2 separate regions of the Homo sapiens genome follow, and region 1 is linked to region 2. Evidence: read pairs that join two places in POLR2A ChIA-PET (ENCODE). Cell type or tissue: PC-9. All regions are shown on one strand. Links, peaks and the distances in the headings refer to the core of each region. The heading gives the core; the rest is flanking DNA. Region 1 overlaps PPM1H (protein phosphatase, Mg2+/Mn2+ dependent 1H). Region 2 has its middle 29 kb from the start of MIRLET7I.

Region 1 (16,168 bases), core at 5,248-13,247, 130 kb before region 2:
CCACCATGCCCAGCTAATTTTTGTATTTTTAGTAGAGACAGGGTTTCACCATGTTGGCCAGGATGGTCCCGATCTCTTGACCTCGTGATCCACCTGCCTCAGCCTCCCAAAGTGCTAGGATTACAGGCATGAGCCACCACACCCAGCCTATGACTTTGTTTTAAATACTTCCCACTCTTGGCGCCTCCCGCTACTACTGCCTGCCTGTCAGCTGACAGAGCCAACCAACCTGACTGGGATCAGTTTCCTGTCTCTAATCCTCCCCAGCCCTGCAGATTCCCTTTGACTCATCCCTCTGATACTTTCCCAAAGGAAAGTGGTTTTCCAGAATCCCTTCATAAGGGTTTTAGCACATCACAGATCTAGAGTTGCAGCTGGCACCACTTCCTCCTGTTATGGCCTGATATGGTTTTGATGGCCCTGGTTCAGTTCACCTTCACCCCTCAGACTAGGGGTGCTGCTCTTTCACTTAATGTTAGTCCCTTTTAGTAACCCAAACTTTATATGGGTTATGAAAAAAGATAGTATGAACATTTTAAAATTAGATACAAATCTAAAATAAAATTTTTAAAGAGTAAAGAAGGGAGACCCATAGCTAAAGTGCACAGTAGCTCTCTATGTGAAGGATGGCTCAGGACACAGAATGGGGCAATGGTTATGAGCATGCACTTGGAACTCACGTGGGCCTGAGTTTGAATTCTAGCCACACAACTTAGCAGAATGACTTTGGTCAAGGTAGAGGATCCTTCTAAAGTGTGTGAATAAAATAATAATAGCCTCCTTTGCAGAACTGTTATATTAATGAGAGGGTGCACAGAAGGCGTTCAGTGTGGTACCTGGCACATAGTAAGCACTTGCTACATGTTAGCTATTGTCATTATTAAAATAGAAATGCTAGGGGTTCACCAAAAGTATAGGGTTTGGAGTCAAATGGCCCAGGATTGAATCCTAATTCTATCACTTACTGTGCAACCTCCAGCCAGTTACTTAACCATTCTGTGCCCCAGTTACCTCGTCTGTAAATTAGGAATTCTAACAATCCCTATCCCTTTCAGTCATTGTGAGGATTAAATGAATTAATTCAACTCAGAAAATATTTGCATTCCTACTGTGTTCTGAGAACTGAAGGCTTAGTTAATAATGAAGACAAAAACCCCTGAGCCTCTGCCATTATGGAACTCACATTGTAACGGGGTGTGGGGAGGAATGGTGGCAAAATAAGTAAAACATAATTCATGCAAAAGCATTAAACATTATGTGTGAATCGAGTGCATTTGAAATGTTTATACAAGTGCTTGCCTGCCTTATGGAAAGCACCTAATAAATGCTAGTTATCAACAGTGATTATCAATATATTATTTCTGCCACTGCTACTACTGCAGATAGTAAATATATTTAAGTTTATAATAAATACATGATGCAAGGTGAAATATAATTTGCATTACAGTGTAGATGGCTTGCATATGAAAGGGCTACATGAACTTTTGGGCTGATGTAAAAGCATGTGGTGAACTTTTCTGATAGCGTTCCTGAGCTGCTTTAGGACTCCACTGTGTCATATAATTCATCTTAGCCAATATTGCTGCCAGATATTAGCTCTGGACCCTAGAACTGTATTCTTACCAGGTTAGATGTGGACAAGATGCTGAATTCAAGTCAGCACACTCCAAAGGCCCGTGTGTGTGTGTGTGTGTGTGTGTGTGTGTGTGTGTGTGTGTGTCTTCACAAAGTTTATAATGATAATTTAGTTGCTTTGGGACACACTGGGCAGCCTGTAATATTCTTTCCAGCTCTCGAATTTTGTGATTTTTTTTTTTTACCTAGTATTTTGGCAAGCAATGGTTGTCTCTAAGTAACACAGAAGAAGTCCTTTTTCAACAAAGCCTTTAAAAAGCCTCCCAGCTCTCAGGCATTCGAAAAACACAGTTGTGTGTGTGTGTGTGTGTGTGTGTGTGTGTGTGTGTGTGTGTCTTTTTCTTTTTCCTGCAAGACTTAGCTGTGAAGTCAAGGTCACTATTCCTAGGGAGCTCAGCTGCACAAGAAGCCTAGAGCTGCATTGCTGGGCCTGGAGCCTGCCCTGACCCTCTGTGCTGGACTGTGCTTTCCCACCCGGCTCCTGGACCCTTGCTTTTCTTTTCCAGTGGTATCCCAGGCAATAATAAAATGGCTTTTGAAATCGCAGAGTGGGAACGCTTTCCCTACTGTGGGCCACCAGGCCTGCCTGCAAAAATTGGATTCGTGCAATCCATTTTCACACTGATTCATCTCTCTGCTCGCTTTTCACTCCTGTTTTGCTGCTTTTCTGTGTCAAAGTTTTTGTATAATTGTTCCCCCACCACACCCTTGTCATGTTCTTTGTGATTCTGAGCTGGCAGGTCATCATTGCCACCAGCATTTCAAAGACACATGGTCCTTCCAAATGGACTGCACCAATTTCTCAATGTTAATAGATCATCTAAAAAAAAAAGCTGTATTATATACTTTCCAGACCCTTTGTTTAAATGAGACCTTACAACAGAGGCCCAGTATGTAAAACAGATAGGAACACTTGTGATGTAGAGCAGGTTATATACTGATTAATAGCACAGATTCTGGAGAAACAAAAGCTGGATTCAGGTCCTGGCTTCTGTGACTTATCATAGCGCTGTGGGACCTTGAACAAAATGCCTAACCTCTCTGTGCCTTCCTTATCAGGGAAATGGGGGAAATGGGGATAATAAGAGGCCTTATCTGTGATAAGGTTAGTAGAAGGATTAAATGATTCAAAGTGTGTAAAATGTTAAGCACAGTTCCTGGCATATAATAAATGCTCAATAAGTGTTTTATTACTATACCAATAACCATAATAATTATCATTAGTAATATTATCCCCCAGGTGGAAAAAAAATAAAAACTAGGGACCCCAATTTATTAAGCCAAAAAGGAAAAAAAAAAAAAGCTGAAAGTTGAGTCATGCAAGAAACTGCCTTTCCTTTTGTTCCTAAGCAAATAGCTGCAGATAAAAGGTTAAATATCTCCACTGGTAGCTACTCTGGGTTCATCTTATCTTATGGAAAGTACTAATTTACTGAGCCCCAGATGAATAGATAATCGACTATTCCCCAACCTGTTGCTTTTCTCTTGCAACATGTGGGTTACCATACCCTCCCTCTTTCCCCTCCAGCCCACTTTTCGCCTTTAAATGTTGAAGCCCTCAAATTCATCTTTGGAGAAAGGCACCGATCACAGACTGTTTCTGTGATTCCATGTTTTTTTCTCCCAGGCATTCCTTAACTTAAGTTGGCAAAATGAACTTTTAAATCAATTGAGACATGTCTTGGATACTTTTTGGTTTACACCCATCAACAGTCCCTCAGGGTTTCCCATGGCGCTGTTAAAAACAGCTGTTCAGTATGGTATTTTCAATGCCATGCTTTTCACAAATTGCCTTTGCCCATAGAAGACATTGAATGAATGTCAGAAGACCAACAAACCCATCTTCATATTGTTTTCTGGAATGGATACTTAATTCTTTAGCTTATGAGCAGGCTCTCAAACAGGCTAATTTTGTTCAGGCCACGAGGCTGGTTTTGTCAGTGATTGGGCAACTGTGCCCTTTCTCCCTCTGTGTGAGGACCAGTTGCTCACACGCAGGCCACCTCTGCATGTCACAGCCATCAGGATTCTGCCACTTAAAAGGGTAAAGCGGTATTCTGGTTAGGGACACCACCTTTTCTGAATGTGGACTCTGCAGACAACTTCCTTACCCCAAGTGGTGCAGGTTTGTGGATCAGAGCTTCTTAGGGCTAGTGGTGCCACAGCAGGAAGAGCTAGACTAGCCCACTGTTCTTTCTGCAGCAGATACACAATTACATGATGCTAAAGTATTCATTACTGTTTTAGTGCATTGCCAGCAAGCAGTCTTCTGGTTGACCCAACATTTCTGCAAGAACTCTCAGGATTAGCACATTGGGAATGTACTTGGAAGAGAGATGTTCCTAACATATCTGTGTATAATGTGTGTAGTATAGGTATCTGAATATATACAATAAGCTGTGCAAAACAAACATGTCTCAGGTTAGGCCTAAAAGAAATCAGGTAACAGGCTTAAAAAGCCAGGCAAACCCCAGCTGTCTTGTCTTTTATCATTTGGTATTTCACAGGATTTGTGCCTCTCCGTACTTAGATTCAGGGATGTGCTGATTTCTTCCACCAGTGTTCTTTGTTCCACCTCCTCCAAAAAGTCTCCACCCATCCTCTCTGCCCCTACATATCTGTATTTGCTCCCTTCCCCTTGGCTTCTTACCTGCCTGCAAACATACTCAAAGTTCTCTCATTTCGCACAACCTTCCCCTTATCCCTGTGTCTTCCTCTTTTTTTTTGAGACAGAGTCTCACTCTGTTGCCCAGTCTGGAGTGCAATGGCGGGATCTCGGCTCACTGCAACCTCCACCTCCTGGGTTCAAGCCGTTCTCCTGCCTCAGCTTCCCAAGTAGCTGGGATTACAGGCGCCCGCCACCATGCCTGGCTAATTTTTTGTATTTTTAGTAGAGACAGGGTTTCACTATGTTGGCCAGGTTGGTCTCGAAGTCCTGACCTCATGATCCGCCCACCTTGGCCTCCCAAAAAGCTGGGATTACAGGCATGTCTTCCCCTTAACTTGGTTCTCTTCACATCCCGGATTGTCCCTCAGAGCATGCATTCCCTGGCTGCATTTCCCCCTCATGATAGCCTCAATTCTGTCCCAATGTGCTCCCCCATCTCCCTGCCCTGTGGTATGGTGGAGCTGACTAGCTGCCCTCCTGCTGCCTTTTCCTTTCTCCTGAGCACAGGGAACAACCTTCCTCGGCCTTTGGTGTACTGCAGGTATAGCTACATGACTCAGTTTCAACCACGGGGGTGTGGGCGAGTGATGTATGACCCACGAAAACCTCACACATACTGTTGTCTTGAACTGTTATGTTCCCTCAAAAAGTTATGTTCAAGTCCTAACCCCCAGCACCTGTGAAAGGGACCTTACTTGGAAATGGGATCTTGGTAGATATAATTAAGATGAGGCCAAACTGGAGTAGGGCAGACCCTAAATCCAGTGACTGGACTTAAGAAGGGCATGTGTAGACAGACACAGGGAAGATGACCCAGTTAAAATGGAGGAAATGGAGGTAGAGACGGGTTAAGAAGACACAAGTCAAGGAACACCAAGGATTTCCTGGAATCACCAGAAGCTGGGAAGAGGCCAGGAAGGATTCTGCAGAGCCTTCAGAAGGAGCGTGGCCCTACGATTTTGATTTCAGGCTTCCAGACTCCAGAACTGTGAGAGAAGTCATTTTCTATTGTGTTAAGCTGCCAAATTTGTTGTGACTCATATTACACGAATCCTAGGAGACTGCCACACATACCATCCTCACTCTTCTCCAGACTGGAAGTTGACAAACCAGGATGGCTTTGGAAGTGCATGCTGAAGCTGGCAGAATACCCCTGCGACTATGCCCAAGCCAATCAGACCTTGTATTTCATGTGTGAAATGAACACACACTGTATGAAGCCATTGAGATATTTAGGATTATCTGCTATAGCAGCTAATATTACCTTATCAAAAACACCCACTTACAGAGAGGTTAAAGGCAGCTACCATAAGTACGCACCAACTCCTCTTGAAACAATCTCTCTGCTCGGCCTCTAGGATTTCCCTTCCCCCTCCCTCCCCTTCACTGGTGGAACCTCTTCACACCTGCCACTGAAATGCAGGCTGCCCCAGGGTTTGTCTTCAGCCAGCTTCTCCACATCCCACCCTGAGCCATCTTATGCACCTACAGCATCCACTCACATCCCGATGTTGCCCAAGTATAGAAGCCCAAGCCGCACTTCCCTCCCACACTCCAGGCCCCATGACAACCTTCCTCCAGTCACCTCTCCCCTCTTGTCAGCCTCCCACCTCTCTGCAGAGCGTCAGGAGCTTACCATGAGGCATGTGGCAGGGTTCGACTTGAACTTCCCTCACACTTGATCATTCTGCTTCCCCCACAGCCCTAACCAACTGAGCAAGCCTATTTGTTGCTTGGCTGGTGGTGTAACTGCTTTTCAGGTATTTATTGGGCAGGGTGGCCATGAACTTGCTGCCTTTTGGTATTTCTGAAAGAGTCTGTTGAGAGAAACAGTATATAGGAAGGATTTCTATTCCTCGCACCCTTCTAGAAATTCTCAAATCTATCCCTGGTAAAGCCTGAAGCTCACACTTGTGGCCCTGCACAATGGTTTCCTGAATGGCTTGCTTATGCCATGTGCCTCCACTGGAGAAGATTGCAAGAAACAGCTGTGTGAAATGTGCTGTGGCATTCACTGAAGGACCCTGCTGAAGAGCTTGCTCATTCTATCACACAGCCTCCTCTTTTTTCAGGACCACAGAGGACTTTTCTCTCATATGCAATTTAGGAAAAGCCTGGGGACTGAGAGCAGGGTAATTTTTTTTTTGTTTCTGTGGCTTTTTTTAATTCATTTTGGGCCCTGAGTTGTGTAAACTGATCCTGGTTTGTATCTGTGTTGCCTGTTAGGAAGCATTTGTGACCCACTTCTAATAAGCGCAAGGGCCTTACAGTACATGTTTTTTGTATTAACTTAATTCCTACCTTCCTGTGATCTTTCTAGTTTTATTTTCCACATATATTTTTATTTTATTTTGTGTGTGTTTATGTAATCACCCTTTCAATCAAGGGTAAAGGTTAAGTATGGATAAATAAGATGTCCTGCAAATCTCACACTTAAGATGCCCAGAACTAGCATAGTTTTCTTTTCCCCAATAGAGCCCTCTCTCCTGTTTTCTTAGGCCACTAAGTGCCTAAACTTAAACCAAAAACCTAGGATAATTTACCCTGACCTGCATTCCCCCTCCCCACCCCTTCTGTCATCAATCCCTGTTAATCACCAGCTGCATATTTTGTAGACTCCATATAGGAGCCTCACCTGGGCCCCTTACACGGCTGGCCACTGCATTGGCACCCATCTGGCAGTCCCCAAGATTACTACAATGTGGGGTGGCCACACCACTTCCTTGTTGAAAGCCCTTCAGTGATGTATCTTCAGACTGAAGTCCAGATTCTAGCCTCTTTCTACCTTCACCTGTCACTTCTCATCCTCATACCCTGAGCTCTGGCAATGCCAGACCAGGTACTCATATCTCCCTTGTCTTGATAACATGCTGCCCTCCTCCTCTGTCAAGAACAGCCCTGGGATGTCTTCTAGAAGATTCAGCTTCAGCATCACTTCTTCCTTGAGGTCTTCCCTGACTCCTCCATCCCATCCCAGGCAGACACCTGTTCACTGATCCCTCTCTGTGTGCCGGGGGCCCAAGGGTCTCCCCTCTATTTCTTTTGCTTCACTTTTCACACTGCACTGTAACTGGGTGTCTCTCTCTCTTCCCTAATAGGCCAGAGCTTGTTTGTGGCAGGAATCAAATCTTATCTTTGTATTCTCTCAAAACTCTTCTAGAAGCAGGCTCAACTCTGCTTAGGTGTTGAAAAATTGATTATGTATAGTATTGCTGTTTGAAAAGACCATGACAGCGTTGATACCATTGCAGGCTTTTCCACATTCTTTAAAGACAAGTAGGTGCAGTCAGTCCAGGGAGGACATCATTAACAGTGGGTGCACAGGGACCTGGCATATGAATGACAGAGATGGCTTCTTTTAGGGAAACACACTCTCCTTATGCCCAGCACATAGAGGCATTTAGCAAACATGGCCTCCACCCCACTGTGCCCAGCTCCCAGTCCATCCTCACACATCAGTTCTGATTCCAGATGACATCTCGTGGACATCAGTTCTCTTTTTCACCATTGCACTGCTGTTGGTCATGTACTGTCACACACCTCACTGAACTTCAGCAACAGACCCTGGTTCCCTCTCTCAGCTCTGTCCTATACCAGTCCAGTTTCCACACACAACAGGGATAACCTTTGTAAAAGATAAACCCTCCTCTCAAAGCCCTTCAGAGATGACTACTGAGCTCATCTGAACTTTTTTGATGACCTGCAAGGTCCTTCTGACTGGCCCCAGCCCATCCCTCGAGCCTCCCCTGAGCCTGTCCTCTTCCTAACTAAGCGGCACGCATGGCTTTGTCCAGCTCCTCACACAGGCCGAGCATCCGCCACCATGCGGCCTTCACACATGCAGTTGCTTCTACCTGAACTTCTCTCCCTCCATCCTTCTCCATGGCCCCCCGTGCCAGTCCTTTCAGCCTCAGCCTCACTGTACCCTCCTGGACCTCCCTGACTGAGGCATCTCCCACCTTCACAGATGGATCACGGCTCCTCCCTATATTGTGAGCTCTGTGCAGCAGAAACTGCCCTCTCTGCTTCCCCATCTGAGCCCAGTGCCTAGTACAGTGCCTGGCACGAAGTAGGAGGTGCTCGAGGAGTAAACGCTGAAAGAAAAAAAAAACAAAATGGGAGAGGAAGAAAGGTCTTGGAAGTTCTCATTTGATTGGTAAAAGTGTGGTGTTCCTGGGGTTCCTGTTACACTCAAGGTCACATGGATTTAATTTGAGACCTTTTTATAGTTAAAAATGTCAAGATCCTTTGGAAGCTGAGCCTTCCATATGCACAGAATGTTTTTATTCAGAATAGCTGTTACTCAACATTTGAGACAGATTTGCTTCAGGATGGTGGTTTGGCTCTGTCTAGCATTTGCAGCCATGATCTCCACTCACTAATTTAGGGCATACCTAGATTTCCAGCACAAATATCCCCCTCCTGGCAATATAGGACATAAGCCAGGGGACATTGGTGTCCCTAGACGGTGCCTCCACATCCTGACTCCAGAGTCTGTGGTCTCTCTGGGTGCATCTCTTCTGGGTCACTCCCATTTGTTCTCATTTCACTATTTTTGTCCCTGGCAATTGTCTGGACGGAAATTCACCAGAGTTCAACATTTTCAGTATTATTGGATCTTACAAAGGAGAGGAGAGACAGGATGGTCCCCACGGCATGGAGCAGAAACCAGTGCAGACAAAGAAAAGGCAGCAGCTGGATCGAGGCAGGAATCCAGGACTGAGAAGCACCCTGACCTTCGCTGGAGGAGACAAAATGCATCAGGAGTGTTCCTCTATCTTAGGACGTCGGCTCTCTCAAAGCTCACCCCACATGTTCAAAAGCAACCAGGAGTGGAGGTGAGAATTAATAGTCCACCATGAGTGGTAGCAAGCTCAGCAAATGGAATAATGAACCCCTCAGGTTTAGGTCTGGCCAAACCACTAGCCTCTCAAGATTTTGGTTGCTTCACCCCTAAAATGAAACGATTGAAGATTTCTAAGCTCAACAATTTCTGTGAAGAAATGTCATTTACCACATCTCTGCATTATGCACCTCTAGTAAATGTTTAATGATCTGCAATAAGTTTTAGAGTCACATTAGTGATTTCAACTTTCTGTATTTGACAAGTGTTCTAATTACCCATCAAGTAAGGAAGAGCTGAGGAAGAAATGAGCCGAGGACTGGCAAGAGGTTGTAGCAATTTGTGTTGTACTTTGACCTGCTTTGTCAAGTTGTGAACAATTAGTCTCACAGCTGAAAAGCAACTGCTGCATGCAAAGCAGGTGATCTGAAATCAGGACCTCTGCTCCTGATGCCCGCTCCCACTCATGCACATTTACCCTATCTGGATTTGGTGCTCAGCCCTGACTGATGATCTTCATAGCATGGTGTGCGGTTGATGGCCATGGTTTATAGAGGGGAGGGAGCCGAGGCTTGGAGGGGCTCAACAGCCAGTCCAGGGTTACAGGGGACAAGTGGAAAGGCCAGCACTCAACCCCGGTCCGCCTGATTCCACCCAAACAGCCCAGTGTGGGCAGGCAAGAGATGACCTTGGATGGATTCACAGACCTGAAAAGACCATTTGCTTGATCTGGGAGGTAGCACATATTGGGAGCCAGGTAAATCTGCTTCTCGGTCCCTGCTTGGGGACTTCGGGACCATCACTTAAAAACTCTTCTTGCCTCCTTGGGTTGTTGAAGAGAAATTAGACACAGTACCTGCTTCTTGGCAGGTGCTTTGGAAAAAAAAATAGTTTCTTTCCTTTCAATAAGAGGAAGGATTGAATCATGCACAGTTCTTCAGGTCCAAAGGCATTTCAGCCTCCTCCAGGTTTCCCTGCCAGCCTCTCCCTTCTCGGTCATCAATGAGGTGTTCTTTATTTCTTAACCGGTATTGCCCCTATTTTTAGCTTATTTCATCACATGTTCCTCTGTCATGCTAGATCCCTATTGATTTCAGTAGGGATGACACCACGTTCAAGAACCTGAAGAAGAGACCCAAAGCCAACAAACAAGGCACAAGGTTTTATTATGGGGAACTTACACACAGAAATGGCCCAGTGGTGGCAGGCTGGACAGAGCTGCAACTGCTTGTAAAAAGGATGCAGATTGTATAGCATCTTCACTTAGCATCCTCCCCCTAGCACCCTCCACATGGCAACCCTCATTTCTTGAGTTACTGCTGTCAGGTGTGTCTGCTATAAGGATCATTTTCGGGGTATGCATAAGTTACTGCTGTCAGGCGCATCTACCATGCCTCTTCTGAGCCTCCAACAGAGTCTACAATTGAATGAAAAGCCAAGCTTGGAGGAAGGCGAGCTTCTGAAGTTTCCTGTCCTGCTCTGTGGCTTTCTGAGCATGGGGCTGCTCCTTGGCTATCTGGAGTTCCCAGAGGAAGATCAGGAAGGCCTTTGCTGAGGCCTCTGACGCTCATGGCCAGGCACTGCTACAGACTCCATGGCAGTGAGCCCCCTCTGGACAAGCACACATCAGGTGTGGTCACCACAGGGTCTAATCACAGAGCTTTGTGCACACTCACCTGACCACCTGTGCAAGACAGAAACCTCTCTAAGGAACTCCTAAAATGGGCCATACGTAGTTAGGGGTTAACCCAAAGGCAAACTTGGGGCTTGGCAGATTCTCTAAAACAGGGACTCCCAAGTTGTTGGCACACAGCAAGGCAGTGCTACCAAGACAGGAGCTGCAGACGGAGCACTGACTGGGCCTGTGCTGGGAGACCCTCTGCCTGGCTGTGGGTCTCTGGTCTTAGGCCACAGATGGCAGGTCCTGAGAGTGGGAAGAGCCGCTTCTGGGAGCCACGTCCATTTCCCTCACACCAGTCTGCAGAGGTCAGTCTTCATGTCTAAGCCTTCCAGCTCCTTGCTGTGTCATTCCCCATGGGTAAAATTAAGGCAGATCATGCCCCCATGAGTGCTGTGGCCTAGAATGACTCTTACCGCAGCCTATTTATTACACTAAGCCAGCCAGCTCCACTGTGTGGACTCCCTAAACTCTTGCAAAACGCTCCTATAAGTGGCTACCTTTTATAGAGATTCTCAGTACCCTTCTCCATCCCTTTTTTTATGGGGAAATGAGGGCCTATAAGGCTGGGGCAATGAGAAGCACTAAACAGGCCTATCTCCACCTGGTGTTTTGTGGTAGAGATCTCTACCTTAGTACAAAACATAGACCAATTTTAGCAGGAAAATTCAAGGATTTTTTACACAGTTTTTGCTGTAGATATATGTCATGTTTCTTGTAGAAAATATAAACAGGCAAAAAAGAAAAATTGCCTATAATCTCCTCCCCTCCCCAACCACTGTTACCAATTAGGGGTATATCTTTCCAGCCTTTTTTCATACATAATCCCATTTGCCCCCCAGGGAAATTACACTCTGCATACAGGTTTGAAACAGCTTTTCCCCTTCCTCCTCAAATACAGAGTAATGGAAAATAATCTAAACATTTCTTAATGCTTCCAAATAATGGATATGAACTTCTGATCCCTTATTCCTCCGTAACTGTGGAGTCCTTAGGACCTTACTTTATAGTATTAATATTTATTGTTGGCTGTAGTCTTCTTTGAGATTACGGCTTTTTATTTAGTTTTTTTCTAAAGCCTCCTGTGTTGTGGTTTTGTTATCTCTTGCTGCTGTCAAGGAGCCTGCATGAAACAGAATTCCTTCTCCTTTCTGGATTAGTCCTTATCTTTTTTGACTTGAAAATCATGTACACCCTGGTGTTTGCACTGTATGTAAACTGAAAGTAAACAACATCTAAGTTAGGGACAGAAGGTCACAAGTACTTAAGGTTTTTCCCGGAGCAGAGTATGACTGGTGTGTGGTTAGAATGTAATCTTTAACCTGGGACTCAGTGCTTACCCTTCAGAGCTAGTCTAGGTCATTTGGCCATTTACTCACCTTTTATAGGAAAAGTTATTTTTCTTTAGTCATTCTGGGAATTGGCCTAACTATTAGGATGACATTTAAGTCGCTCCAGGTTAAATTGTAGGACAGAGTTAGATATTGGAATTCCTGTATATATTTAGTGGGGTCTGATGAGAAAGAGCCTAAACACTGGCTGATTTGGGAAAGGTCTGATAGAGAAAAAGGCACATGTACCCTGACTATGCCTTCAGCTCCAGCCACCTCTCTAAGCGGAAATTGTTGAGCAGGTGGGGGAGAGCTAGTTGCAGAATGAAACTGTAAACCAGACTGGGTGTGAGGGGAGGTAATAGAAGGGTTATAGGGTGGGGGAGCAGAGGCTGAAGAAGAGTTGGAGCCTGATTCAACCTGGCAGGGAGCGACCGGAGGAGGAGCAGCCTGGGGAGGAGGTGAGAGGTCAGATGGGTTAGTAGAAAGGGAAGATTCACAAGACTCAGTGACACTTGGGGTTGGGACTGAAGGGACAGGTGGGAGGGAAAGAAGAAAGATTTGGGACGAGTCTCACTGGGAGCAGAGACTAGGGAGGAACCAATGTGTAAAAGAATGCCTGGACGTCAGGCACCTCAGACCATTTGCCCATTTTTCGACAAAAATTATCTAGATCTTGTAAAACAGAGAAATCAAAAGTGCCATTTTCTGGCTATTTAGAACCATTGTCGAGTTTGTACTGGGGCCAAACAGTATTGCAGAAGAAAATAAGATGCTTAGATTTTAGGTCAGGCTAGAGTTGAAGAGGTTTTAAGTTCTTGAGAACACAGGCTAAGGGAGAAGAAGGAAGAATGGAGGGTGGAAGGTTGCCCATAGTGAAGGAGGCAAGTTTAAAGAGAAGGGTAGAGACATGGAGAGAAGGGATGGGGGGTGCTTGCCCCCCAGGAAAGTGAAGAAGGGGTGAGAGGTGCTTGCCCCCCAGGAAAGTGGAAACAGGGTGGGAGATGCTTGCCCCCCAGGAAAGTGGAAACAGGGTGGGAGGTGCTTGCCCCCCAGGAAAGTGGAAATGGGGTGGGAGGTGCTTACCCCCCAGGAAAGTGGAAAAGGAGTGGGAGGTGCTTGCCCCCCAGGAAAGTGGAGAAGGGGTAGAGACACGGAGAGAAGGAGTCAGGGGTGCTTGCCCCCCAGAAAAGCGGTGCTTGCTGCTAAGGGTGAAAGACCAAGGCAGGCATCCCCGAGTGGTCAGACACCTCTGAAACGTGGGTGAATAATCAGGCAGGCGTCCCCGCAATGATTAATCACCAAGGGAAGGCTGTCTTCCCGAGTCCGTGACCAGTGCCAGAATTTTGGGTCCACGGATAAAATGTGTCTCCTTTGTCTCTACCAGATAATGAAAGGAATTGAACTTAAGAGAAGGGAGAGATTGAAGGGTGGTGCCAAGATTGAAAGGAGAAAGAGGTTGAGGGATAGTGAGAGAGGTTGGAGAAGAGAGTAAAAATAGACCGCTTACCCGATTTAAAATCAGTGAGATGTTCATTGGGCTGGTTGGTCTGAGGACCTGATGTCATAGGTGGATCTCTTCATGGAGTGAGAGTGAGGTGAGGACAGGGGACTGGTCTCCCGAAGGAGTCCCACTTACCCGAGTCTTCGGCACCAAATGTCTCACGTGTTCGTGTGAAGAGACCACCAAACAGGCTTTGTGTGAGCAACATGGCTGTTTATTTCACCTGGGTGCAGGCGGGCTGAGTCCAAAAAGAGAGTCAGCAAAGGGTGGTGGATTATCGTTAGTTCTTAAAGGTTTTGGGATAGGCAGTGGAGTTAGGAGCAATGTTTTGCGGGCAGTGGGTGGATCTCACAAAGTATATTCTCAAGGGTAGGGAGAATTACAAAGAACCTTCTTAAGGGTGGGGGAGATTACAAAGTACATTGATCGGTTAGGGTGGGGCAGAAACAAATCACAATGGTGGAATGTCATCAGTTAAGGCTATTTTCACTTCTTTTGTGGATCTTCAGTTGCTTCAGGCCATCTGGATGTAAAAGTGCAGGTCACAGGGAATATGATGGCTTAGCTTGGGCTCAGAGGCCTGACACTAACCACCACAGCATTTCATGGAGAAAAGAAATTCTCTTAGCTCTCAGATAGTTCCTGTCTAGGTGACACCTGTCTTGGGTTAGATGCTCCTTTTTTTTCCTCCACAGTTGGAAGGTTTAAATAAAATGTAGCCAGTGTGGAGAGTGAGATGATTGCAATTATGGAGGCAGAAGGATAAGAAGTTTGAAGTTTAGGCAAAGCACATGTCCCACCACCAAGATAAAACAAACAGTGATTCAGTCAAGAATCTGAGTTTTGGCTTAATTTCTCATGCATGTGCATTGTAGGTCATCTTTAAATTTATTTGACTTGTGAAAACAATTTTAACTACAAATAAACACACAAAGCAGTATAAATATGGAAACCCCACACAGGCAGGGACCTCCCTTTGGTGAGAACGCTATAGGCATAGATGAATCATGCTGAGATAGTTTGCATCTGTGAGGTTCATGTGAACTTTGAGGCCACCAGACCTCAAGGCAAAAATAAATACCCTTCAAAGACTTTGTAGCTTCCAAGAATTATTCATGTGGAAACCAAATGAAGATGTTGATTTCCAAGAAAGAGATCTCACAACTACAATGGATGACTGAGTGATTCCAGCCAAACACAAGAAAGTATTAACTTTTTAAATCTATTATTGAAGGAAAGTAATTGTAATTATGGTACATTACTTTAGGGTTCTGGGGTAGTTTTAAGCACTTAGCTTTAAGCACTCCAGTTTAGCCTTTTGAACAGCAAATTCATGTTTCAAATTACAATGACTGTCTCTATTACTGCGCTTTCTAATTCCTTCTAAACCTCACTCCTAAATTGCACCAGGCTGGAGCCATAAAGGGTTGCATGTGGGAAGCCTCCATCTGCTTTTCTTCTTTGAGAGGTGGTTGTGAATGAGACCAGCCAATGGGAATAAGATAATAATTGTGTTCTAAGAGCCTCTTGTTCTGTGGAGTGTGTGACTTACTGACTGATGCTAAACATTTGAAATTGTAAATTTGGATAAGTCCATAGAAATTGGGACACAGAAACATGGGTCTTAAATGATAGAGCTGCTTCCGAGTGTTTTCTGGAGTGGTGTTATGGTAGGAAGTGCCTTTCAATAATTCTATTGTAAAGACAACCTTACAACTTGAAACTTGCCCCAAGAAAGACACTTGAAAATAGTAGATCTATGATGGTACATTTCTGGTGAATTTACTAGAGTGTGTTTTCTTCTAGTGAATTTATCTCTTCATTGATTTTATTCATTCCTGTGATCTAAGGGTGAACTGGTCTATTTTCATTTTACAGTTTGAGAAAGAAGTTAAACCCTAAGCAACTATAATAGTTTCTCTAGAACTTAAAATATTTTTTACACACCTGAAGATTTTTTCAGCCTTACTAGGCCATGGTATAAATATTTCTCCTATTTCTTGTGTTGAAATGGGAGGTGTCTCAGGAAGCTGAGTTTCCACTTTTGGCATAACTAATCCCAGCAAAAACAGGAAACAGTTTATCTATCAAAAATCACACTCCTGATTTTATCCATGATGTTCTTCCTCCTTTCCTGTTCCCTACTGTCTACACTCAGATAATTCAGATTCATAACCCAGCCCTACGAGAGCATGAGGGAGTATGGGGATAAAAGCCAACCCACTGAGGCTTCTCACGAGGACCAAACAGTGCCTCTCAGTGCCTCTTTGGCCATGGGTTTCTGTCTGCAGAGTCTCATCATTGGGGGTGCCATTTTCTGGTCATCCACCCTTTCCCCAACCTCATTTTCCAGCTGGACCAGTCATAGCATTGAGTGTCCCTTGTGAACTCTGGAAGGAGAGTTTTCCCCTTTGAGCCCTTGGAGATGCTGTCTTTGGCTTTGGTTAAATCTTTGCTGACATCACAGGTGCCTCTCAAGTCAGCTTTCCTAGGTCCAACTGGTTCCTGG
Region 2 (16,168 bases), core at 3,421-11,420:
CCGATATTTGTAGATAAAATATTACCAATGTATGTCTTGGATTTGCTTCAAAGTAATAAAGGGAAGGGAGGGGATGGGTTTACAGATGAAACAAGATTGGCCATATTGAAGAAAGTTATGCAAACTTGGAAATAAAAGGATGACTGCATGTTTTTTTCAGTGTCTTTCCTGGAATATCATCTGCCAGCGCCACCCAAGGATTATTTATTTAGTTCTTAGGTTATGGTTCTGCAAACTTTTTCTGTAAAGATCCCAATTGTAAATATTTTAGGCTTTATGAGCCATTTGGACTCTGTCACAGCTACTCAAACCAGCTATTGTTGCACAAAAGCAGCCATAGATAATCTGAACTAAGATCTGTTTTAAGACAGTATAAGGTCAAGCTTTATTCCTTGACTAGAAGAATTAACTCGTAAGAATGTGGCCTGGCCGGGCACGGTGGCTCACGCCTGTAATCCCAGCACTTTGCGAGGCCGAGGCGGGCGGATCACGAGGTCAGGAGATCCAGACCATCCTGGCTAACACGGTGAAACCCCGTCTCTACTAAAAATAGAAAAAATTAGCCGGGCGTGGTGGCGGGCGCCTGTAGTCCCAGCTACCCTGGAGGCTGAGGCAGGAGAATGGCGTGGACCCGGGAGGCGGAGCTTGCAGTGAGCCGAGATAGCGCCACTGCACGCCAGCCTGGGCGGAAGAGCGAGACTCCGTCTCAAAAAAAAAAAAAAAAAAAAAAAAAAAGAATGTGGCCTGATCTTGCCTCTCTGGTGTGAAATGAAGAGAGTCAAACATATGAATGAACACTCATGGCCTATTGCTAAGGAAAATTCAGGTAGATCCATAATCATTTATCTTGTTTTATAAACACAGGGCAATTTATAAATTTGCCAGTTTGTATTCTAAGGTAGTCCTACATTCAGCTTCTAGTCATATTGGTGGTAAGATGCATCGGGGTTGTGATACTGTATTTTCTCAAAACTATAACACTATCAATTTTATAATCTGCCACAAATTGAAAATGGTTAATATTTTTTTCTAATTTAAAAGGAGGAAGTTAACCCATCATTTGCCACACTCTAGTCATGAGGCAAAGGAAAGCATACATGCAATCTGTTCTTACAATTAACAAAGTATCTCATAATAAAAAAGTTTATTATGCCCCATGCTGGCTACTTGGTTTTAATTCTTGTATCGCCCGCTCAGGTAGATGTTATCATTTTTTGCAGATGAGGAAATAATTTCATTCTATTGTGATCTGAGAACATACTTTGTATGATTTCAATCCTTTTAACATATTGGTTTGTTTTGTGGCTTAACATACGATCTATCCTGGAGAAGGTGCCATGTGCACATGAGAAGAATGTGTATTCTGCTGTTGTTGGCTGTTCTGTAGATGTCTGTTAGACCTAGTTAGTTCATCATACTGTCCAAGTCTTCTATTTTCTTATTGATCTTCTACCTAATTTTTCTATCAATTATTGAAAGTAGGGTATGAAAGTCTCCAACTATTACTGTTGAGTTGGCTGTTTCTTCCATTCTGTCTGTCCTTGCTTCATGTATTTTAGGGTGGGGGCTCTGTTGTTAGGTGCATCTGTGTTTATAATTGTTTTCCTGATGGATTGGCCTTTTTTAATTGTAAAGTATCCCTTGTCTCTGCCAGCAATTTTTGTCTTAAAGTCTATTTTGTTACATATTTGTACAGCCACTCCTGCCCTTATTTGGTTACTTTTTGCATAGTACATCTTTTCCCATCCTTTCACATTCAGCCTGTATGCATTTTTGAATCTAAAGTGTATTTTATAGAGAAATATAGTTGAGTCTTTTTTTTTAATTCATTATGCCAATCTCTACCTTTTGATTGGAATTCTCAGTCCATAGAAACTTAACCTGATTAACGATTAAATAGGAATTACATCTGCCATTTTGCTATTTGTTTTCTATGTGTCTGTCTTTTTACTCCTTTATTTTTCCATTACTGCCTTATTTTGTGAGAAATAATTTCCAGTATACCATTTTAATTTCCTGTTGTTTCTTTATTTTTTATTTTTTGCAACTCACTTTTACTGTTTCTTTATAAACTTCCTCTCCCATGGAGGAATATATTGTTATAGTCATTAGCTTATTTCTTTTTTTTAAACTATGCTAACAGCAATGGAGCCAAGAGGAGGGAAAACATAAGTTACAATAGAAAGGCACTTAGAACCTGTTAAAATACTGATATCCTGGAACATACAACAACAAACCAACGACAACAATGACAAGTATACTGGCCCTTCCAAACCTGGTCCATCACTGAATCACATGCTGAGCTCACTTCCAGTGCCCTGTTCCTCTGCTCTGCTGGAGTCACAAACCCATAGCACCCCCCCCCCCCGCCCCCAACCAGGGACTTAAGGCCTGGGGCCCTCACAGGGGTAGGTGGTGCTCGGGTCCTAGGTGGGGCCCAAGAAAGGAGACCAGCTCCCTCCTACCTTGCTCACAGCCCCTTTGAGGGGCAGAGCCAGCACGGCCGGGCCTTTTCAAGACTGGGGTCCAAAGCCCAGCAGCAAGGTGGGTGGGGTCAGCGTGACTCCTCTGGGACAGAAGGGCAGTTCAGGAAAGGGTGGGGTCAGCAGAGCTGCCTAAAGGAACCATACTGAGGACCCCACTGCTCTCCTAACAGAGTTATTTTCTTAATGGTTGTCCTGAAGATTACAATAACATCTTAAAACAATATAGTTTGGATTAATACAAACTTAATTTCAATAGTAAACAAAAACTTAGCTGCAATATATACTTCCATTTCCTTCCTTCTCTTCTGTGCTATTTGTCATACAAATTACAACTCTCTACAGTATAAGCCTGTCAACAGTTTAGTAATTATTGTTTTATGTAGTTGTCTTTTAAATTATATGGGAGAAGAAAAGAATTAGAAACAAAATACATTTCTACTGCCTTTTATGGTTTCTGTGTATTTACCTTTACCAGCATCCTTTATTTCTTCATGTGGATTCAAGTTATTCCCTAGTGTCCCTTCATTTTAGCCTGAAGGACTCCCCTTAGTATTTCTTGTAGGCCAGGTATATGGCTCATGCCTGTAATCCCAGCACTTTGGGAGGCCAAGGTGGGAGGATCACTTGAGGCCAGGAGTTCAAGACCAACCTGGACAACATAGTGAAACCCCATGTCTACAAAAAACTTAGCCAGTGTGGTGGCTCATGCCTGTAATCCCAGCACTTTGGGAGGCCAAGATGGGTGGATCACTTGAGCTCAGAAGTTTGAGACCAGCCTGGACAACATATCAAATCCCCATCTCCACAAAAAAATACAAAAATTAGCCGGATGTGGCGTCATGTACCTGTAGTCCCAGCTACTTGGGAGGCTGAGGCAGAAGGATCGCTTGAGCCGGGGAGACGGAGGTTGCAGTGAGCAGAGATCATGCCTGCACTTCAGCCTGTGTGATAGAACGAGACTCTGTCTCAAAAAAAAAAAAAAGTTTACAAATAAACCGGGTGTGCACCTGTAGTCCTGGCTGCGTGAAAGGGTGAAGTAGGAGGATCACTGAACCCAAGAGTCTGAGGCTGCAGTGACCCATGATCACACCACTGTGCTCCAGCCTGGGCAGCAGAGTGAGACCCTGTCTCCAAAAAAAAAAAAAAAAAAAAAAAAGCATTTCTTGTAAACAGGTCTGCTAGGGCTGCAAACCTATTCTGCCTCACTGTTGGCTGCTAGTCTGCTGGTACTCAGAGCTGTCATGGTTGAGAAGCTGTTAGTGTTCAAGCCTACCACAGATCTGGAAAGAAGGGTAAGGAGATTGGTCAAGTAAAAATGTTACATACAGGTGAGGTGTCACATGCCTGTAATCCCGACTATTCAAAGATGCTGAGGTGAGAAGATCGCTTGAGCCCAGGAGTTTGAGACCAGCCTGAGCAACTTTAGAGGCAAAGTCTTGCCTCTAAAAATAAAAAATAAAAATTAGCTGGGCATGGTGGCACGCACCTGTAGTCCCACCTACTCAGAAGACTGAAGTGGGAGGATCGTTTGAGGCTGCAGTGAGCTATGATTGCACCACTGCACTCCAGCCTGGGTGACAGAGACCCTGTCTCTTTAAAACTAAATGTCACAAAGCTCCCTATTTTTACTGAGGTTCAGCCATTTTTCTTGAATACACATTCCTCAGATTGTTGCAGTCCTTTGGTTAATTTCCAGAGTTCTGAAAAAGTTGGTTCTGGCAATTTTTGCCAGAATTTTCTTTGTATGGAGGAGTAGATTTTCAGAGGTTTTTATTCTGCCATTCTGAAAGCCCTTTTCCACATGAAAAAATAAAAGTTCAGGTAGGTAAAGTAGTTTCCCATGGACACAGTGCCAAGTAGCACCAAAGCCAATATTTCAAATCTAAAGCTTATATGTAGTCGACACCCAACTGCCAATTACCACTCCAGTTTTCTGTAACTTCTCATTAGATAATAAGGGCTAGTCACAAAACCTCCATTGTGTACACCCTTATTTGGATGGCATTTTTAACAAAGCCCTTTCACATTGAATCCCCATCCCTGAACTTTGCACTGAGACATACTAACTAATCAATGTCATCTGCTGACCCACCAGCACCATTTTCTATAAAATGTGTTTTTGTCACAGGCATCTTATTTTCCTCTCATCTAGTTTTGACTCTTGCTCAGCTGTAGCTCTGCCAACAGCTCCTTAGCATGCACTATGAAGGTGTATGTTGTCAAGGCTTGTCTTCATGGTGACATTGAGTACCAGACCCCATTATAAGGCCCTTACACAAGCAGAATGAATGGTGTGTTACCCCACGGGTTTTAACCATAGTACCTGAATCTTCCAACTTTTCAGTAAATAGTGAGGAGCAAGTAAGATTTGGCTCTCTATAAATGCCAACTAATAGTCAAAAAGGACAGATAGTCAGGGTCTGGAAGAACTGAACGAAATTATGTTCAAATCCTCTTGAACTAGAAGTATGCTTAAAACAGATCCTACATTCTTGAGCAGTGGTCTGTAATAAAAGTAATGGTAAAAGGTAAATCTTTTACCAGGGTGCCCAGTTGCACTATTTGTTATAAAACCGAATGTGTCTGGATGGAAAGTCATTTGCTGTGGTGGTATCAATATTACAGCTCTTGACATCTCTCTCTATGGGCTCAGTTGACCTGAAATAAGATGACCATTTCACATACTAACAGGGCATTTTTCGATGATCTGTTTGACCTTTGCCTCTGGGCTCAGCAATAAGAGGAGTAATAAGATGACATTTTTAGCAGAACAAAGGAACAAGAAACCCAAAGAATTTAAGCTTAAGGGAGCTTAAATACAACAATGAAATAGCTGTGAACATTTAGTTAATACCTGTCCCTTCCTGCAGTGCTTCTGTAGCTTGGCTGCATGTTAACATCACCTGGGAGCATTAAAAAAACCCTGTCTACCAGGTCAGACCTCAGACCAATTAAATCAGAATCCCCCAGGGAGGGACCCAATCATCAGTATCTTTTGAATGTTTTGGCCAGGCACGGTGGCTCACGCCTGTAATCCCAGCACTTTGGGAGGCCGAGGCGGGCGGATCACCTGAGGTCAGGATTTCAAGACCAGCCTGACCAACATGGAGAAACCCGTCTCTACTAAAAATACAAAATTAGCCAGGTGTGGTGGCACGTGCCTGTAATTGCAGCTACTTGGGAGGCTGAAGCAGGAGAATCGATTGAACCCAGGAAGTGGAGGTTGCGGTGAGCCGAGATCACACCACTACACTCCAGCCTGGGCAACAAGAGCGAAACTCCATCTCAAAAAAAAAAAGTTTTCTAGCTGATTCTAAGGTGAGAAACACTGTGTAAAGATACTAAGGACACACCTCTAAAGTAACGTTTGCAGACTTATCAGACAAAAGATACAGGACATCTACTTGGATTTGAATTTCAGATAAAGAATTTTTTAAATTAAGTATGTCCCTTGCAATATTTGGGTTGTACTCATACTAAAAAACTACTATCATCTGACATTCAAATTTAAATGGGTGTCTTCTATTTTATCTGGGAATCTTACACAGGACAAAACTGAAAAATCAAACAAGAGGGGTAGAAATAAAGACTCAGCAACAGGGAAATTTCACTGGGTATAGGTTCCTGTCTCAAAGAACAAGAACACCTGGAATATAACAAAAAGAAAAGTTGTGCCAGGCCAGTACCATCCTGAGGGAGAGTTCCCAGGTCACGGAGGAGGAGGGAGGACTTCAGGACTGACTTCTGGACAGACCTCCTTAGTACCTGTATTCGTGTGCCATAATAAAATATCACGGACTGGGTGGCTAAGGTGCCAGCAGGTTCAGTTTCTCCTGAGGCTTCTTTGGTTGGCTTGCAGATCGCCTCCCTCTCGTCATGTCATTTCTCCGTGTAAACAAATCCTCTGTGTGTCTGAATTTCCTTTTCTTCAAAGGACACTAACCAGATTGGATTAAGGCCCACCCATGTGACCTCATTTGACCTTAATTACCTCTTTATAAAGGCCCTATCTTCAGATACAGTCACATTCTGAGATACTCGCAGTTTTGACTCTCATATAAATTTTGAACACATTTCAGCCCTAAACAGTGTCCCTCACTGGACTGGAGTCCTGAGGGGCTATGAGGCGGTTAGGTTGGTAGGGCAGTCAAGTATTATTGTTCTGATATCGTCTTCCCAGGGCCACCCCAGCCCAGCCACCCTCACCCCATCTCCTGCCATCAGGCTGTGCAAGAGAGTGACTGTGCCCCTGAGCCACCAGGGAAGGGAAAACAGTTTTGTTTGTTTTTTGTTTGTTTTTTTAGACAGAGTCTTGCTCTGTCGCCTAGGCTGGAGTGCAGTGGCGCGATCTCGGCTCACTGCAACATCTGCCTCCCAGGTTCAAGCAATTCTCATGCCTCAGCCTCTAGAGCGACTGGAATTACAGGTACGCACCACGACGCCCGGCTAATTTTTGGTTTTTTTGTTTTTGTTTTTTAGTAGAAGCAGGGTTTCACCATGTTGCTCAGGTTGGTCTCGAACTCCTGGCCTCAAGTGATCCGCACCCCTCGGTCTCCCAAAGTGTTGGGATTACAGGTGTGAGCCACCGCGCCCGGAAAAGGGGCATTTTTTATGGAAGTTACAGAAAGGAGGGTTAGGAGGGCACATGTGGAAACTGCTTTTTTCTGGGGAGGAGAGGGGAGGGGAGGAACATCACCAAATAGGAGGATGATAAGGGTAAAATGGAAGAGCATGTTACACCAACAGGGACCACATGCAAAAGAAAGAATATTGCAAATGATACCCACTTCTCCTGAGGCTGAGGAAACTAACAAAGGGAGTAGGTAGGATACAAGAAACAAATCACGATTTCTACAGCAATGGAAGAACTGTAGACACACTCTCCACACCACTCCTACAGCTGACTTCCCCCGTTTCTTTTGTCCCTTTCAGAAAAAAACAAAAATGCCTCAAGTGTTATGAGCTTTGCTCAGGAGTTGGAGAAAAGACAGCTCTGTCTTCATTTTATTGAAGTCACGGGCTTGGTCAGTTTTCAAGAACTCGATTCACTGTCTCCGAGCAGCTGACCTGGGTTTACTGCTCTGGGGCATGAATATGCATGGCTAGGGGACCCAGATGTGCGAGGCTGCAGGGGGATTCTCAGGACATGCAGGCTCACATGCACACACGCGGGCCTGCCAGGGTTTGAGGCGCTGCCAACGGGAGGAGCAGCCGCGAGCCTGCCCTCCCGGGAGTTGTTCTACAGAGTCTTTGGCCACTGCCTACCCGGGGCTCCCCCGGGCAGGGGAGGCGCGGACGGGCGTGCAGGGCCTTCTTCCCAGACACCTGAACCACAGGTGGAGAAGAGTCTGGGGGAGGACTGGGTATTTACTTAGGGTTTTAGACGGAGGGGACAGCACATCACTCTTTCCGTTTTGTCCTATTCTGTATTTACAAAGAGCGTGTGGTCGGGCAAAGGGGCGAGCCGAACCAGCTACCAATAAAGGGAGAAATGCAGCCCCCAAGGCGCTCAACTTTCCGGGGTGGTAGAAACGTGGAGGTCCCGTGTCTGCTGCAGAGCCGTGACCCAGGCTCCCCGCGCGCCTTTGTCCCCGCACGCCGCCCACGCTCCTCTGCCCTCAAGGTCGCGGCGCAGGCGGCCGCTGTCGCTCGGGCACGACCCATTCGGCCGCCTGGCCCGCAGCCTCTCGCTGCCATTCCAACACGAATGAAAGCCTCCTTAATAAGAGTGTAAATAAAAGCCAGGCTGAGAAATGAGTTTTCCGTCCCAGCAATCACCGGCCGAACCTCAGCTGTAAATAGCCTCGGGGAGCCACCTGGGGAGTCCCGGAACCTGGGGGATCCAGGCCATCATCTCAGCAGCGCCGCCAACAGCTGGGAGCGGCTGGAACCTGGACCCGGGAGGCAGCGCCAGTCCCGCTCCGGCACTGTGGCAGGAAATCACTCGGGGCCTACACCCCCGCCCCCGCGCTGGAGGACCCTCCACCCTCGCAGTGCTACTCCTTGGGGGCCGAGTGCGGCCGACAGAATAATCTCAGTCTGCGGTGTCCTTGGGAGGGACGGCGGCCAGGCCCCCTAATTTATGGTCATCGGTGGAATGGCTTTAACATGATTTATCTGACCGCGGAGGAGATGGCAAAAGCCTCGAGAAGAATGATTGGCCGTCCAGGCTTTGTGCATTTCTGATTGGCCTTATTAATTTAGAACAGAGCCAGGGAGCAGCCTCCCGGCTGAGCCAGAAAAATCAACTTGGCAACAGCCTCCACGTAGAGTCAGTTTTGGGGCTGGCAAAGGTTTAACTTTTGCCGAAACTGAAGGAATAATGTATTGCTTTAAGCAGTCGGGGAGTTTGACAGAAGGTGCTAGCACACTGATTAAAGCAGATTTAGTCTGAAAGAGAGTGAAGATCATTTGGTTTGACTGATTCCTTTTTTTCTTCTTCGTGTTTGTACAGACCAAAGACATCAGTGTTTGGTGGGTGGAAGGGAGGAAGAGTGTTTTCTTGTTTTTATTGTTAATGTTTGACTACTGGGGGAGAAACACAACACTTATGGCTTAGAAGGGAAGAAATTTGGGGAAATCAGGAAGCAAGTAAGTATTGGAACATGCTTTTTAAAATGATACATTTCACAATCCTTGGGAAAAATATTTCTTGCCTTTTGAGTTCTCTTCATACATCATAACTAATATTTATGGAATCTATAAATTATTGGATAAGCACACCAAATACACCACACTTCACAAGGTCATTATTCTGTGTTACAGTATTAACTGTCCTTTAAATGTCACCATTGAGTGATGCAACTTTAGTCCCATGAATAAAGGACTAAATAAGAATTTTAGGGAGTTATCATATTTAATGGAAAATATTTTCATACGAATGAATGACAAATTCAGTAGGGGTGGATATGTAATTTAAATGTATATCCATTCATCATATTTATCTGTATGTGTAGGACTCAGATGTAGACATATAGCACTAGGCAACCTCCAAATATAATCCTTAACACTCTGTTCTTCAGGTGGACCAGAACAAAGCCAGAGAGAGCAAGAGAATGTGATTGCTTGAGGGAGGGGGCAGGTTGTTGTCACACATGCAGTGGCACAATCATTTCTTTTCTTTATAGTTCTAACCAGAAAAATAGACTGGGAGCAGCTGAGTACCAATTTATTTTGCTGCCTGAACCGATGAGTGGTTGCCTTAAATGTCATTGAGTTGGAAGGTTGTGCATTTCATTCGCTGCCAGGTTACAGGAAGCTTTGAAGCAGGTCTAGAAAGCCATCAGTAATTGTCTTGCCACCTATCAAGGTGGGCAAGTGCAATCCTGCCGGGTGGAATTGGCTCAGTGGGGGATGAAAGCTGCCTGTCATCGCTGACTAGTCTCATCAAATGCTGCTTGAGAAGAAACAAAGGTGGCCCATTTAGTCTCATTAAAGAGCAAAGTGGAGTGGAAGGTAAGGATTACCTCCCAGGACAACAAAAACGGATTTGGGGGTTGTTTGGGCCACAAGCCACAGCATGTGCATACAACACAGAGGTCCTTTGTCCAGTTCCCTAAATGTGTAACACTCATGTGAAGTATAGTAATAGAGGTAAGAAGAGAGTGCTGTGGAAAATCAGGGGACAGAGCATTTCAGAATCTGTAATGGTCAAAGAAGGTTTTCCATACATGCTGGGTGCTGTACTGGGTGAAGGATGAGTAAGAGTTGGCCAAGGAGAAAAGGCAAAGGTCATGCTTGCTATGGTGGAACACAGGGCATAAAGGAGAGGAGACAAGATGGAGATGACCCACACTGCCCAACCCTGTGTAATGCCAAATGAGGATCCTCAAAGTATAACTTCAAGATGTGTCTCACCTCTTTGTGAAACTACATGTTTATCAGGGACCAGAAATTTCACTCCCTAATAAAGATCAAGTCAGGTGTCTCCTCTCATTTTCTAAGAAAAAATAATGCGAAACTCTAGATGTTTCTTTAAGCACAGCTAGCCATAATGATAACAGGACAAGCCAAAATAATAAAAAAACACTAAACACTGAAATCCTAGTATAATTGTTTTAGCTTAAAGTAATCCTACTTCATTAATATGACACATGGCACAGAAACAAATCAGAATACTGCATGCAGTCTCCTCAGCTCTCCACAACTTGAACTCTGGTGGTTTTCCTCTAAGGACAGACAAGCTAGCAGTCACCAGCAACATTCCCTAGATCCGGCACAATGGTCCGGTTTTGCCCCTCTGCTTTGTCCTGCTGGGCTGCTCTTGGGACCCTGCGGGAAAGTCATCTGTCATCACAACAAAAATCAGCTCAGTTCATTTGCATTCATTTGCTCACTGGGTAGCTCCCTCCCAGGCCACCCAGTGGGTGCTTCTCTTTCTTCTTTAGCCTCCTCCTCCTCCCTCATTGTTCAAATCATTGTCGAGCATCAGAATTATGACTGGAGAACTGACTGTTGCCCTCAGTCAAAAAAAGAAAAGAAAAGAAAAGAAAAGAAAAGAAAGAAAGAAAGAAAGAAAGAAAGAAAGAAAGAAAGAAAGAAAGAAAGAAAGAAAGAAAAGAAAGAAAGAAAGAAAAACACCTCTTTTGTCTTGCTTCAGTCAACCTCATGGCTATGTGGATGTGTTTCTAGCAGCCCTACTTTTCTCTATAAAGATGTAATGCTACTAATTTTGTCTTCGAAAATGCACATTCTTTAGTCGTGGATTCTAGGCCATCATAAACAGCATTTCCAAGACCTCTATTCTCATATACTGCCTATCTTACCCGAAAGTACTTCTTCCCTTTTTGGCTGTGTTATTCAATACCTCTCTGTGCGATTTGGAATTGAGCCTTTGAGGAGGTTTTCTTGGAGGACTCACAGTACTTGTGTATGAAGGGCAGAAGCCTGGATAGCCCAGGGGCTTGCCAAGGGATTCCAGATGTGCTCATAAATAGCAGTTCTAGGTAACTCCGACAGGATGGGTGTTTTTATTCATTCATTTTGCAAACGTTACAGAAGCTCTTCCATATATTTCAAGGGTTATGGAGATGAATAAAATGAATCTACTCTAGGGAAGCAGACACCTAAATTTGTAATGCTCACATGAGATAGTACAATAATAGAGGTAAGAAGAGAATGCTGTGGAAAATCAGAGGAAAATCAGACTCTCAAAGTGTTTAAGAGTCTGCAAGGATCAAGGAATGTCTCCCACAAACGCTTATGACTGCACTGGGTCATGAAGGATGAAGGAGAGAGCTGGTTAACAGAAGGAGTGAAAGGTTGGCCATAGGTAGAAAAAAAAAGGCTTAAATGGGAGGAAAAGTAGGACAGGTGGAGAGGAGAGGCAAGAAGGAAGAGTCTGTGGGCTGAAAGAAAGAATGAACAAAATGGAAAAAATCGGCCAGGCACGGTGGCCCACACCTGTAATCCTAGCACTTTGGGAGGCCAAGGTGGGCAGATTGCCTGAGGTCAGGAGTTCAAGACCAGCCTGGCCAACCAACATGGTAAAACCCCATCTCTACTAAAAATACAAAAATTAGCCAGGTGTGGTGGTGCGTGCCTGTAATCCCAGCTACTGGAGAGGCTGAGGCAGGAGAATCACTTGAACCCAGGGAGGCAGAGGTTGCAAGTGAGCTGAGATCATGCCATTGCCCTCCAGCCTGGGTGACAGAGCAAAACTCTGCTCAAAAAAAAAAAAAAAAAAGGAAAAAATGGACATGGACAAGAGTGAAAAAAGGAGCTAGACCAGGTGTGGTGGCTCATTCCTGTAATCCCAGTGCTTTGGGAGGCTAATGTGGGAGGACTGCCTAAGGCCAGGAGTTCAAGACCTACCTAAGAAATAAAGAAAGACCCTCATCTCTACAAAAATTAAAATTAAAATTAAAAATTAAAAAAATAAAAGTAGCTAGGCTCACTCCAAGGGCAAACACTACTAATCATCTCACCACTATCTTTCTCACAAATGATGTTGACCTCCAGGAAATGAGTGACTCAGTGTTCACAATATGCTATTAAGAGCTTCAGACAGGTATGGAAGGGGGAAAATAACACCCAGGCATTGAAAAAGTTTGGAATACATTGAAATGATATTAGCTGTTATCTGTTATTATCTATGGGTAGTGGGATTATTCATGATTTTAATTCCTTCTTTTTACTTATCTATATTTTCTATTCTATGGTGAATGTGAACACTTGCAAATAAACTATTTTAATGGGCTACCAGTGATCTTTAATGAAAACACATTGTATTAGTCCGTTTTTATACTGCTATATAGAACTGCCCAAGACTGGGTAATTTATAAAGGAAAGAGGTTTAATTGACTCACAGTTCAGCATGGCTGGGGAGGCCTCAGGAAACTTAACCATGGCAGAAAGCAAAGGGGAAGCAATGCACCTTCTTCACAAGGCAGCAGGAAGGAGAATGAATGCAGGAGGAATTACCAAACACATAAAACCATCAGCTCTTGTGAGAACTCATCCACTGTCACAAGAACGGCATGGAGGAAACTGCTCCCATGATTCAATTGCCTCCACCTGTTCGCTCCCTTGACACACAGGGATTATGGGGATTACAATTCAAGATGAGATTTTGGGTGGGGACACAGCCAAACCATATCACACATTCTAATTAAAGGGTTCCTAAAGTTAAGTTCTTGATAATGACATTTGATCCACATGTGAAAAGGTAAAACTGAAAGATTAAGACTATCTTATTCAGTAGGCAGGTTTCGCAGAGATAGTGTGGGGTATGTCTCATTTCTATGTATGTAAATATTACCTCCGCCACCTTCCTCCAACCCACGAGGGCAGAAACAAACCTACAATCATCTTAGTAGCCCCTGCTCCTAGCACATTATCTGGTACAAGTAGATGCATGTTTAATAACTATTGTTTAATGAAAGAATGCATATTTGAGAAAATAGAACCCTCAAGCATAGCCCACATAAAAAAGGAGGTTCAGCATTTCCTTGCCATGTAACTAACTTACTTCATGACCTCAGAATTTGGGGGATTTGGGGGATTGTCTAGATGAAAACGAACCCCACGATAGAAAGCCTTTTGTGGGAGGCAGCTTCCGATGCGGCTCCCTGTGATCCTGCCTTCTTGTATTCACTTCTTTGTGTAAATCCCTTTCTTTTGCCTATGGACTGGACCTAGTGACTTCCTTTTTTTTTTTTTTTTTGAGACGCAGTTTCACTCTTTTTGCCCAGGCTGGAATGCAGTGGCGCAATCTCGGCTCACCACAACCTCCACCTCCCGGTTCAAGCGATTCTCCTGCCTCAGCCTCCCAAGTAGCTGGGATTAGAGGCACGTGCCGCCACACCTAGCTAATTTTGTATTTTTAGTAGAGATGGGGTTTCTCCAAGCTGGTCTCAAACTCCCGACCTCAGGCCATCTGCCTGCCTTGGCCTCCCAAAGTGCTGGGATTACAGGTGTGAGCCACCGTGCCCGGCTGTGACTTGCTTCTAAGAAACAGAATATTCAAATAGTGATGGGCAATTACTGCTAAGATTAAAACACAACAGACCTTCACTTCCATCTTGCCAGCACTCTCTCTTGCTCACATTTTCTTTCGTCCTCCTGCTTGCTTGATCTGATTAAAAACCAGCTGCCATGTTGTGAGATGCTCAACAAAGAGGCCCAGGTGACAAGGAATTGACCAGCTGCCCATGATAAACTGAATCTTGCCAGCTACCATGTGAATGAGATGACTACCCCATTGAAAGAGACCCAGCACCAGCCTGCTTGTATTCCTGTCCCTCAGAAAACTGCAAGATAACTAAGTGATAGGTAACTAAGATACCTTTCTTGCTTTTTTTTTTAAGCTATAGTCCTTTTCTAGTGTCAACTGTGCAGTTAGTTACTCAGAAAATTCACTCATCAATTTACTGTGATGTGAGGGAATCACTGGTTTGCAAACTACCTACAGGGTAATGTTTTAGATACTCTACAGCAATGTCCACTCCTGTGGATACTTCATGTAAAGGGACAGCCTCTCACAGGCCCCACTGCCTCTCATTATTGAAGGCAGCTGGCTCCTTCCTTAAACTGTAATCCTTTTTATCCTGCTTCCAGACTCAACCTTTTTATCTCAGGGGTGGAAAAACTTCAACCCTCGCCTTGACAAAATGAGTATAATCAGGCTTAGAAAGTGGAAATGGTTTGCTCACTTTCACACCACTAATCAGAGTCGGAGTTAGGAGATGAAACAGTAAGGTCTCGCCAGGCATGGTGGTGTGTGCCTGTAGTCCTAGCTACATGGGAAGCTGAGGTGGAAGGATCACTTGAGCCCAAGAGTGTATCTTCCTGCTCCTGGCCCAGGACAGATATCTGACCCTAATTCCATGCTCACAATCTGTGATGTGAGAGAACATTGCAAATTGAGCAATAGCTTCATATCTCTAACCGGAACTCCTAGGTTACCTCACCCTAGAGAGCGAGGCTTGCTTCTGTTTGGGTGCCAGGCTCACTCTTTCCCTGTGGACTTGCTGTCTTGAGGCTTGGTAAACCACAACTCAGAAACATTACCCTGAATCCTCCAAAGACTTTTTTTCCATGTAGTCAGCCTCTGCTCAGCCATGCAGAACTGCCTGGGATCTCAGAGCATGTTCACTGCTCTGTCCAACTTGATACACACTTAATACATTTACAGTTTGCTTCACCTTTAGTTCCCCTTTATTCCACCAGATTTATAATTTGGGGACAATACTTCCCATGTAGTAAATTCATGTTCACTAGTTGATATATCAAATGAATATGGTTTGATCTTGAATAAATACTTAAACTCAATTTAAACTTGGTTTGTTGGCTTACATTCTCCTGGTTAAGTTTTATTAGTGAAGCTATCAAACATATTAGTTTTAATAGTTGACAGGAAGTTTTTCAGTTGCATCACTGTGAAATTACTTGGGTTTTAAAAATTACATTGAAGGCCGGGAGCGGTGGCTCATGCCTGTAATCCCAGCACTTTGGGAGGCCGAGGCAGGTGGATCACAAGGTCAGGAGATCCAGACCACCCTGGCTAACACGGTGAAACCCCATCTCTACTAAAAATACAAAAAATTAGCTGGGCGTGGCGGCGTGCGCCTGTAGTCCCAGCTGCTGGGGAGGCTGAGGCAGGAGAATGACATGAACCCGGGAGGCAGAGCTTGCAGTGAACCGAGATCACGCCACTGCACTCCAGCCTGGGCGACAGAGCGAGACTCTGTCTCAAAAAAAAAAAAAAAAAAAAATTACATTGAAGCCAGCCATTGCTAAGGGAGATAAGTCTATACAGATAATCTGGCACCTGACTTGGGAATATTACACAAGCCACTGCTCATGAACTTGTGAAATCAAAGGCCTGCCAAGCCAGATAGAATTATACCAAGTCCACAACAGGAAGGAAAAGGGAGCAAAATAATTTAAAATGAAAGCATTCTTCTCTGTGTTCAATCCCATTCTACCTTGTGAATGAAGAAACACCTGTCATTACTTGTGACTTTTTTTTTTCTGAGACAGGGTCTTACTCTGTCACCCAAGCTGAAATGCAGTGGCACAGTCACAGCTCACTGCAGTCTCGACCTCCTGGGCTCAGGCAATCTTCTCACCTCAGCCTCCTGGGTACCTGGGACTAGAGATGTGCACCACCACACCTAATGTTTTGTAGAGATGGGGTTTCACCATGTTGCCCAGGCTAGTCTCAAACTCCTGCGCTCAAT

The links. Peaks named below come from ENCODE experiments on the same cell type or tissue, not always from the same donor. Only the 100,000 strongest peaks of a DNase experiment are listed, where the experiment ranks them.
Region 1: POLR2A ChIA-PET joins it to region 2 with 5 read pairs; 4 of 35 experiments call an interaction of 5 or more read pairs at or near these places.

The regions. Positions count from the first base shown.
Region 1 is chr12:62,756,848-62,773,015 of GRCh38, reverse strand. The region is part of intron 4 of PPM1H (protein phosphatase, Mg2+/Mn2+ dependent 1H); the gene reads left to right. Among named protein-coding and RNA genes, the nearest start is that of MIRLET7I, 160 kb to the right of the region's middle. In PC-9, for the core only: no CTCF peak of the experiment used is centred there; a DNase peak (open chromatin) is centred at 5,335; H3K27ac peaks cover 168 bases.
Region 2 is chr12:62,624,192-62,640,359 of GRCh38, reverse strand. No RefSeq gene overlaps it. Among named protein-coding and RNA genes, the nearest start is that of MIRLET7I, 29 kb to the right of the region's middle. RefSeq lists enhancers at 9,554-10,178, 10,504-11,222. In PC-9, for the core only: no CTCF peak of the experiment used is centred there; DNase peaks (open chromatin) are centred at 8,289 and 8,549; H3K4me3 peaks cover 1,725 bases; H3K27ac peaks cover 1,662 bases.